Regions from separate parts of the Homo sapiens genome. Here region 2 is linked to region 1. The links are chromatin contacts, found by Hi-C in ENCODE. All regions are on one chromosome and are shown on one strand. The core of a region is the stretch at or near the end of the contact, and the rest is flanking DNA. Distances in the headings are between cores, read along the strand shown. Region 1 holds the start of OR8U3 (olfactory receptor family 8 subfamily U member 3). Region 2 holds the start of OR5M8 (olfactory receptor family 5 subfamily M member 8).

Evidence for each region. A loop is a pair of places that touch in the nucleus more often than their neighbours do. Pooled maps may share reads with other maps.
Region 2: a map of ectodermal cell shows a loop between it and region 1 (4-fold over the local background). The contact joins the promoter of OR5M8 here to the promoter of OR8U3 in region 1. A Hi-C loop is called at or near these places in 1 of 168 maps with a recorded cell type or tissue (ectodermal cell) and 1 of 50 pooled maps.

The regions. Positions count from the first base shown.
Region 1 is chr11:56,415,308-56,420,994 of GRCh38, reverse strand. OR8U3 (olfactory receptor family 8 subfamily U member 3) reads left to right here and starts at 2,763. Exons shown (of 1, transcript NM_001004744.1): 1 at 2,763-3,737. The coding sequence starts at 2,763. The coding sequence ends at 3,737.
Region 2 is chr11:56,487,999-56,493,685 of GRCh38, reverse strand. OR5M8 (olfactory receptor family 5 subfamily M member 8) reads left to right here and starts at 2,316. Exons shown (of 1, transcript NM_001005282.1): 1 at 2,316-3,251. The coding sequence starts at 2,316. The coding sequence ends at 3,251.

The DNA.
Region 1 (5,687 bases), core at 1,514-4,013:
AGGATATTTTTTACACCTGGGGGCAAGAGATCATAAGATTCCAGATGGATGAAAAGTATGCCTTTTGTTTATAACATGGGAAAATGAATGATTTTGAAAATAGAAAACCAAGGAGAACCAAGAGCACAGGTACTTTCTCAATCAAATCATTTTCAGAAAAATGGAAAGATAGAAATAGAGGAACTGAAGATTAACTTTCTTAAGACTATTTTTGTGCAGTTGGGATTTCACTGACATGGTGGAGTGTTGTACTCAAACTAATTCACAGGTTAGGCAAACAAATCCCAAAAAGAAATTTTGAAAATATTTCCAAAAAATTTTAGATATTTTGAAAATTTTGAAAATATATCTGAACTCTGGTTGCCATTCCAAAAATCAAATTTGCTCTTTAGATTACTGATTCTCAAACATGGTTGTACATTAGAATCACTTGGGCCTCGGTGCCTCCAAGATGTTCTGAATAAATGGTATTGGATGCCCCAGTATTGTCATGTTAAGAGCTCTAGATGATTCCAATATGCAGTAAAGTTTAAGGCAAAACTTGCTTTAGGAAGATGAAGTGAAGGAAGAAACATTAGTGCTCATGAAATAACTCTTGGTTTGAAATATGGAATTGATTTTAGATTTCCCCTAAAAATAGGTAAAGATATGAAAATGACCAAATGGGTGGTGAGACTTTGGGATGGTGATTAATTCAAAAAAACCCAGACAAATGAATTGGAGGCTATGAAGAAAAACTGCTTTTAAAAACTTAGAGGAATTAATAAAATAATGTACAGAGTTGTAAGGTAGATACAAAATCATAAATGCTGTATTTTTATGAGCACTGTAACAGATTTTTATAAGTAATTTTATTTCTACGTGATTTTTAAGTTTATTGAATTTGGAATGTAAACTCCAGTTTAATATCCAACTTCGCTGTGGACTTTGTTTTTCTACCATAATGTGCTGTATGTATCTACTTAAACTTAAATATTCCATGTTACCTAATAGCACGTGTCCACCATAGTTAACGTTCTTACTGATACATCTATTTTCTCATGTGGCTTTTTCTCATTTGGTGTGACATGTACCTTGGAACCACCACAAATCTTGAAGTTATATAAAAGCAATAACACAAGAAGTGCTAACATATAGATGGACTTCATTAAGTAAAAAATAAAGTGAAATAAATGGTAGATAAACCTCTTTCCCTGACACTATTTTTCAGTGAAGGTGGTCTATTTACTTTTACATTGTGGGATAGCCTTATAATTATCCTCAATTAGGGTTCAAATTATAACTTCACAGCTCGAATTGACATAAAATCCTTTGTGAAAAAAAATTGAGCATATTCAAGTCCCATATGTAAGTCAGATAATTCTCACTTTTGAATATTCATGAACGAAACAGTTATTTACTGAGAATAGCAATATATATGTATATATGTATATGTCTATGCATCTGTGTGTGTGTGTGTGTGTGTGTGTATATATATATATATATATATATATATATATATATATATGTTTTAGGAGTCTTCTATTTTACTTTGACCTAGTATATGAAAACTTAGCAATCTTTGGAAAACTACAGTTTTCATGTTTGTCTTCTGTAAGCTTTAAACATTTAGTTTGACACTTTAGCCTCGTTCTTCCATCCATCCCGGCGATTAAAGCTTAAGGAACAAACCACTACACTTGGGCAGCATAAGGATGATTAGAAATATGGGCTCTGCTGTCAGTTATACATAGTCACACTAATACTCTGTGACCATCACCAGAAAGTCGGATTTTTCCAATGTTTATAAGGAGTTATGGGTGAGAGCCTTCCTCATAGGGTAAGCAAGAGACTATCTTAATTCATGTAATGCACTCAGAATATCTGATAAGGACATCACTCAATTGCAATAGATAAAATAATAATAGTACTAATCAATGGAATATGAAAGACAAAGTGGTTAGATATGATGATCTCTCAAAGCATTTTCTAGTTAATATTTCATGATTCTATTTTTTGAAAAATAAAGCCAGGACCAAATTAAAGTTTAAATAGGCTAATATTGGGCTTAACAAGATGAATCCTCTTTTTTTCAGGGCTGGTAGAAATACAAATAATTATAATTATCCTAAAAGATGCATCAAAAACTCCACCCACCAGTATATGTTTCCATAAAACTTTTTACAACTGAATGTTTCCTTTCTCATATTTCTGATCAAATTTCTTTCCATTTCTACAGCATAAATTACTTATTCTATATAAATGTGGGAAGGAATATAGCAAATTGAATAGTTCATAGGAGCTCTAAAATTATTTTGATCTATTTTTGACATATTTTATGGAAGCACGCACAAAACCGAAAAATAAGGAAATATAAATGTGGTCACGTCTATAAATTCAATATTTTTGTTCTGTTATATATGCATGGAAAATATATAAGATTTTTAATGGCAGCAAAAACATTGAAATATTAGTGTCAGTTGTCACAAGCGGTTTCATACTATATAATTTTAACCAACATCTTCTCTTATTTTCTAAAATTACAAAGCAAAATATTTCTTAAGGTGGTCTATTTACTATTCTGCAAGTAAAAGACTCCCCTCCCTCAGGCAAGATTGGCCTCTGTCATTAGAGAGGTAAGATGTATGTTTTTGCCCACATGATGATATGATTCAAGGCAAGAAGACAACAATCATCACCTTTACCCAACACTGACAGGGAACATGAGAAGTATCTTTTTTATTTTTCAACTGCGACAAAATCTACAAAACCTGTTAGGATAAATGGCTGAAGTTAATATCATTTATGTCACTGTATTCATTCTGAAAGGAATTACCAACCGGCCAGAGCTTCAGGCCCCGTGCTTTGGGGTGTTTTTAGTTATCTATCTGGTCACAGTGCTGGGCAATCTTGGGTTGATTACTTTAATCAAGATTGATACTCGACTCCACACACCTATGTACTATTTCCTCAGCCACCTGGCCTTTGTTGACCTTTGTTACTCCTCTGCTATTACACCGAAGATGATGGTGAATTTTGTTGTGGAACGCAACACCATTCCTTTCCATGCTTGTGCAACCCAACTGGGTTGTTTTCTCACCTTCATGATCACTGAGTGTTTCCTTCTAGCCTCCATGGCCTACGATTGCTATGTCGCCATCTGTAGTCCCCTGCATTATTCAACACTGATGTCAAGAAGAGTCTGCATTCAACTGGTGGCAGTTCCATATATATACAGCTTCCTGGTTGCCCTCTTCCACACCGTTATCACTTTCCGTCTGACTTACTGTGGCCCAAACTTAATTAACCATTTCTATTGTGATGACCTCCCCTTCTTAGCTCTGTCCTGCTCAGACACACACATGAAGGAAATTCTGATATTTGCCTTTGCTGGCTTTGATATGATCTCTTCCTCTTCCATTGTCCTCACCTCCTACATCTTTATTATTGCCGCTATCCTAAGGATCCGCTCTACTCAGGGGCAACACAAAGCCATTTCCACCTGTGGCTCCCATATGGTGACTGTCACTATTTTCTATGGCACACTGATCTTTATGTACCTACAGCCCAAATCAAATCACTCCTTGGACACAGACAAGATGGCTTCTGTATTTTACACAGTGGTGATCCCCATGTTAAACCCCCTAATCTATAGTCTAAGGAACAAAGAAGTGAAAGATGCCTCAAAGAAAGCCTTGGATAAAGGTTGTGAAAACTTACAGATATTAACATTTTTAAAAATAAGAAAACTTTATTAAACAAGCAGGAAATAAATCAAACTTTTTCTTGTAATTATTTCCCAATGAACTGAAAATGTAGCTGTTACTTTAATGGACCTTGACATTTTCTGCAAGAACCAGGCAGATCATGAAAAATCAGTACGAATTAAAGCATTCAATTCAGGCCATCACAGTCTTGGCAGACCACTGAAACCACGTTCAAATACAAACAGAGACACACTCATATATGCAAACACTCATAGGTGTATTTAAAGCAAAGGCAGCAGCATGTTTTTGTTAGAGTTTGGGATGCTGAAACAAGATTGAGTTTGAACACTATTTCCTTCATATTAGCTCTGCAACCTTGGAAAATTGAGCTAAATTTTGTGTGGCTTTGTCTCCAAGTCTGGGAAATAATAGGACCTAACTCATTGCTCTTTTTTTAAGGATTGTACAGGTTAATATTTATGAAATGCTTAGAAAAATATCCAGTGATAATAAGTGTTTTGGAAGCCTTAGGTATATAAATGTTTGTTATATAAAGTTAGAAATGAATTTATTTGGCCTGGCACAGTGGCTCACACCTGTAGTACCAGCACTTTAGGAGTCAAGGGTGGGAGGATTGCTTAAGCCCAGGAGTTCAAGACCAGCCTGGGCAACATAGCGAGACCTTCTCTCTCTCTCTCTAAAAACAAACAAACAAACAAACCAAAACATAAAACTATTAAAAAATAAATTCATTAAGGTCTTCAAGGCTAATTAGTCAAGTAGTCCTACTTGCTACAATCAAGTAAACATATGATGTGTGTGAAGTTTTCTCTCTAAATTGAAGGTCACATAACTAGCAATATGAAAATTCTAAAAGCAAATTTAGGTTTATCTGAATTTTTTGTTAACACTGTGGGTGTTAAGAATGAGGTTAATTGGATTTAAATGTGTCATTATCAGATTTTTTAAAAAATATAATTGGAAGAACATGTTTTATAAGAAATAATTTTTAAAATAAACACCTTCATTGTACTTGCATATTTGTTCAATTAGAAAGTACCCTATGTTATTATGTAATTTATTTGTGCCTGCTATTTATTCAGTCACCCTTGTAGATGATGACATATGATTAAAAAAAGTGATATGATACATTTTTATTGTTTTGACATTTCAGAAAAAGTAGTGGTTTAAAATTATTATTTTTTTTCAATTTTACAAGGAGATTATGATACTTGCAGCCATTATATAAAATACAATTTGAGCTTTACAATATACTGTGATTATTTCCTCTTCTGTACTTTCTTTGTAAATGACTCAGATATGCTACCCTGAGGTGCTTTTAGAACCTTGTGAGTGGAGTGAATTACCTGGCCTTTAAAACAGGTTTAACAGAGAAACCTGGTTTTTCTACTCTCCACACTTTGTCTTGTGAGTGTATATTTCTGTGGATGGATATACACAATATTCTCACATATCAGAGCCACGACAAGAGTCATAGACAGTCTCTCTTTTTACAGGTAGTGAGATTCAGGTCTACGGATCCTGAAAATTCACCTGGAGGAGATTGGTCTTCTGTGGTTTCACTGCACCTGCCTACTTGATAGAATTATTTACAGTAGCAATGTTTAAACATTAATTGAATTCTTCATGTCTTTACAGAGTTATAATTCCCTACTATTAACAATCACATATTGAGATAAACCTAGGTTTTCTAAGGGAAATGAGCTAAGAAATTCAACTTTACTCAATAGACTTTTTTTTTTAAATGTTTATTCTTGCGCAGATACACGCAGTTCTGTGCAGCCTCTAAAACTATCATCTGAAAATTGCTCCAGGTCACTGAGTTCATCTCCTAAAACACCAGTCCTTCAGACAAAACATTGAAATAAACACTATTCAGTCTCCAGGCATATTTAAATAAATACTTGTATTTGTCACCCTTCTGTTTGTGATCTCTATGATGTTTCTGTATCTAGGTATAGAATAAATACAGAGGCTGAC
Region 2 (5,687 bases), core at 1,067-3,566, 73 kb before region 1:
TTGTTAAAGTTTTGATTAATGAGGATGGAAGTTAATGGCATAAAAATATAAGAGGCATGCTCTAGGATCTTTCACTCAATATAAATGAAAGCTAATATTTATTAAGGGTTTACCACACATTGGGCACAGTGCTACGCATATTACATACTCCATTTTGTGAAATCCTAAAAATAGCACTTTTGTGTTTGTTAATTTCATCAGTAATAGAAAAAAACTATAGCCCAGAGTTATTAAGAAATATGACCCAGACTACTCAGATCAGAAGTTCTGACATCACAGTGTGATCTCAACCAGTTGACTCCAAAGCACATGTTTCTACCAGTACAGTATGCTTTATGGTTCGTAGTGGAATTTCCTTCTGTACTAACCATGAGGGAAATATGCTATTATCCATACCTATTACAGGCAGAGTGTCATAGAATCGGTTTGAGGGTTGAATGTGTTAAAACTTATAAAATAGATTAGCGTTTGGATTATAAGAAACACCATGTAAGTGCTGGTTAAATTAGTTGTAAAACTAAAACACAGAATAAGGAACATGTCAAAAGAATAGAGCAGCATTTCAGAAATATCTAACTCCAGATCCTGTGAACTGATTTTATGCTAAGCCTATTGCATTTTTATCAAAGCATTCATCTTTTTGTTTGGTTGAGTCCTAAAACTTAAGAATGTCAACCAGATGTGTGCATTTGTCAAACACACAAAGTTGGGCACTTTAAATATGTGAATTTCACTGTATATAAATTATTGCAAAAACAACATTAAACAAAGAAACAAAGGTGAAATCTGACAGGAGCTTGATATATAAAAATGAATGAGGGTACATCACTACTATGATTGAATAGATGTAGACACAGCTTTTACTCAATGTTGTATAAATCACAAATAAAATCTTTGTTTCAGATATTCAAAAATAACCTTCTATAAGTTGTTCTTGTGAATATAGATGATTTTTATATAGAAAAATAGAAGGTACATTTCATTAATATCAGTGTTAACAGTTTTTGTTGTTGTTGTAAGTAACAGAACACAGCTCTGGTTATGCTAAGCAAAACCGGAACATTCTGAAAGGATGTTAGGGCTCCTAAATCAATGTGCGGTTAAAAGACCAGGCTCAGAGAACAGATAGCAGCCTAGGCAGGTGTGGAGGCTGAGCAGATCAAACCACACAGAATCAGTGTTTCTTTGCAACATCAGCCTGATCTTCAAACTTCACTGTAATCAATTAGATGAAAAAATATTTTGCAACCTTGAGTCATGAACTTACTTAAGACAAGCAGGGACTAACATCTGACCCCTGCCTACTCCTTTATGGTTTTTTTTTTTTTTTTTTTTTTTTTTTTTTTTTTTTGAGACAGCATCTGGCTCTGTCGTCCAGGCTGGAGTGCAGTGGCACCGTCTTGGCTCACTGCAAGCTCCGCCTCCCGGGTTCACGCCATTCTCCTGCCTCAGCCTCCTGAGTAGCTGGGACTACAGGCGCCTGCCACCACACCTGCCCTGACTACTCCTTTCTAAACAGAGAATCTGGTCTCTCAGTGGAAACTAGAAGTGGAAGATCAAGAGGAGAGAATTTCCATGAGTCTTAACTCCACATAATGGAAAATTTCCTCCAAAAAATTCAAAGAGAGTGTTACTGGCTAGAGAATTTAATAGCTGTGCAACCCTCAAAAGGCAAATATGCAGACACTTTTCAAAATAAGGGGAAAAAAATCATGCCCTGCCTGGAGAATCCCTATTGCACTGAGCCTGGAGGAATAAGAAAGCAACAAATGAGCCCAACCTGTTTGCTCAGGCTTCTCCAGGAAGGGATCGGATTGGTGAAAACTATTCACAAAGAACAAGATCCTCGGGCAAATATTGCTTTTTGATACTTGTCCTTTTCTCTCTTTACGCGCATTCTCTGCCCAGTATTATAATCGGGAAAAAAGAAATTGCTTAGTTCTGAATGTTATGTTTTGGGGCAAGTCCACCTATAAAGTACATTTCTCAAATAAAAGGAGAGGCAGAATAAGGGGAGGAGAAACGAGAGAAGAAGAATAGAAAAACAGAAGCTGAATTTGAAGGGAGTGAAAAGAAAGAAAATGGAAAGAAAACAAGAAAAATAAAGGGCAGTATCATAAAAGGTAGAGAGCTGCTTTGAATATCCCTAATTTAGTTTACCTGAAACAAAGTTCAGTAGAAATAGAATGAGGAAAACTGCCAAAAAGAGGGGACGTTTTTGGTAAAAGATCATTACTGTAATAGTAATAATCATGTTGCTATTGTATTGTAATCCAATATATATGTAAAGTTCCTTTCTTCCACCGAAGGAAATTATGAGAAGAAACTGCACGTTGGTGACTGAGTTCATTCTCCTGGGACTGACCAGTCGCCGGGAATTACAAATTCTCCTCTTCACGCTGTTTCTGGCCATTTACATGGTCACGGTGGCAGGGAACCTTGGCATGATTGTCCTCATCCAGGCCAACGCCTGGCTCCACATGCCCATGTACTTTTTCCTGAGCCACTTATCCTTCGTGGATCTGTGCTTCTCTTCCAATGTGACTCCAAAGATGCTGGAGATTTTCCTTTCAGAGAAGAAAAGCATTTCCTATCCTGCCTGTCTTGTGCAGTGTTACCTTTTTATCGCCTTGGTCCATGTTGAGATCTACATCCTGGCTGTGATGGCCTTTGACCGGTACATGGCCATCTGCAACCCTCTGCTTTATGGCAGCAGAATGTCCAAGAGTGTGTGCTCCTTCCTCATCACGGTGCCTTATGTGTATGGAGCGCTCACTGGCCTGATGGAGACCATGTGGACCTACAACCTAGCCTTCTGTGGCCCCAATGAAATTAATCACTTCTACTGTGCGGACCCACCACTGATTAAGCTGGCTTGTTCTGACACCTACAACAAGGAGTTGTCAATGTTTATTGTGGCTGGCTGGAACCTTTCTTTTTCTCTCTTCATCATATGTATTTCCTACCTTTACATTTTCCCTGCTATTTTAAAGATTCGCTCTACAGAGGGCAGGCAAAAAGCTTTTTCTACCTGTGGCTCCCATCTGACAGCTGTCACTATATTCTATGCAACCCTTTTCTTCATGTATCTCAGACCCCCCTCAAAGGAATCTGTTGAACAGGGTAAAATGGTAGCTGTATTTTATACCACAGTAATCCCTATGCTGAACCTTATAATTTATAGCCTTAGAAATAAAAATGTAAAAGAAGCATTAATCAAAGAGCTGTCAATGAAGATATACTTTTCTTAAAAATCAGTATTCTTTTGGTTTCTAAAGCCCTTCCTAGACTTTTTTCTTTAGCTGAGAAATATAGTGCATCAATGGAGAACATTGCAGTTTTCAAAACTTTATTTATTTTTATTTTATTATTATATTTTGAGATGGAGTTTCTCTCTGTCTTAGGCTGGAGTGCAGTGGTGTGATCTCGGCTCACTGCAACCTTTGCCTCCCGGGTTCAAGCAATTCTCCTGCCTCAGCCTCCCGAGTAGCTGGGAACACAAGCGCACACCACCATGCCCGACTCATTTTTTGTATTTTAGTAGAGACAGGGTTTCACCATGCTGGCCAGGCTCGGCCTCCCAAAGTGCTGGGATTACACGCATGAAACACCGCGCCCAGTCTAAAAACTTTATTTTCTAAAATTCAAATACGTACAATTTTGTTCACAAAAGCTTTTATGTTTTAAGTTGTCATTCATCTTGTTCAGCAGTTATTTTAAGTTCTTTGTCTTCCGTGCACAGAATGGCTTTGTACCTCCATGCCCTTAGGTTTAGGTAAGATCATGTGGCTATTTCTGGAAGATGAGATTAAAATTCACATATGTCACTTCTCAGTTGAATACTTAATTGATTGTTAGAACATTTTTGAGTGGATCTGTTGTTTTTATTTTTTCCATGGTGACCAGCAAGACTTAATATAGTGGCTGCCCAGTCAGGAGACATGGAACACTGTTCTCATCCGACTCACAATGGCAATACAAAACGGCTGATAAATAACGTTTTCATAAGCTACTATGATATGTGGAGTTTGCTTGTTTCCCTAGCACAAAATAGCCTATTCTGATTGATGCCATATTAATTATACAAATTCACACAGGCTGAATTATATAACATAGAATGAGAACATCACAAACCTTGAAGAAATCACATTTGAGATTTTGTTTTGTGTTCTTGTAGTCATTTTTAATGCTTTTACATACACATGTGTGTTCAGTTAAAATTATTTATTATAATTACCATTTGAACCTACTCATGATTAATGTATGTAGTTTTAAATGTCAAATAATATTACAAGCCATATATAAACTCCTGTCTCACTTCTACCTTACCACTAACTCCCCATAGATAATACTTTCTTGTTATTTCCTTTGGAAATTAACCCATTTTAAATTATATGCTTGTATTCCTCTGTACTGATTTTTCAAATATGCACATAATTTATTGACATCTGTTTATTAAAGATAAGGTGCCATCATTCTTTCACCAATCACTTCATTCTTACCCTACAATGATCACTTCTTTCTCTTCATTGTCACAGTAGGATCACATTTGAATTTTTGGCTTAATCAGTATCTACTGTTAAAATTACTATGAATGTATCATTAATAATACCTGAAGTATACTATAATACTTTGAGCATCACTAACACTAGTATTAATTATTAATAATATGAATACTACTATGATTGTAATTCTCTTCTTGCACAGTTACTGGATTTTCATAAAGTTGACAATGGCCTCCAGTTTTGCTCTTCTTTTTGTATAGTAGCTACTTTTCCCCAAACTGTCACTAAACTGTAAAGCACCTTTATAGGGTCAAACACAATAGATGATCTATAGTTTCCATATTTTTTTCTCAGACGTTCTCTGTCCTCCCATTGGATTCTGCTCTGTTTGCAGAGCTGTTATTTGAAGATAATGATTCCAATCATTGGTTTAAGGCATTTCATTCATTCAACTTGATTACATGACAATATGCAACAAACTGGAGATTCAACAAAAATAAGACAGAAAAAAGTCTTAAAGAGAGTTTTATGGAACAGTTAATGAACTTTTCTGCTGTTATCATGAGTGGCACAAGGTCAGAGATAACTAGGTCCATGCATGTTTGTATTTTTCTGCAATGTCAGAATTTTCTTGATGCTATTTCAATCATAAAATCCATGAGCTACATGGGGTTCCCGAGGAGGCAATTCTCCTTAAAACTTCCTGTTCACTCAGTAGTCAGAGCCATGGGCAAACAGGCTCAAGTCATTCAACAAGTCAGTCAGTATTGCAGTCCATGAATTACAGTATATTTAATCAGTCTATAAATGTAATAGATTACACATTGTACAGCAAACAAAGTAACATTTATCATCAAGAATAAAGGGACTGGAAATGGGTTAAGGAACCAGTCCACTGAGAGTGACATGAACAAAAAGAATAGCCTACTCAGGCCCTGGTGGTCCATCAATAACCTTGTAAAGAAGAGTTTTCGTTGTGGGCAAAGCCTTCAGTGGCAAATGCAAGATGCTTATCTCAAGTGATAACAAGATGGTGTCTTTTAAGGTGGCTGTTTCAAGCTGCTGAAATCCTGCTCTTTTATGGACACAGAGTCCTCTAGTAAGAACTGATAGTGGAAGAGTGACTTTGTTATGTCCTTATCTGGTTGGATGCAGTCTTTCTTGATTAGGCAAAACATCTGG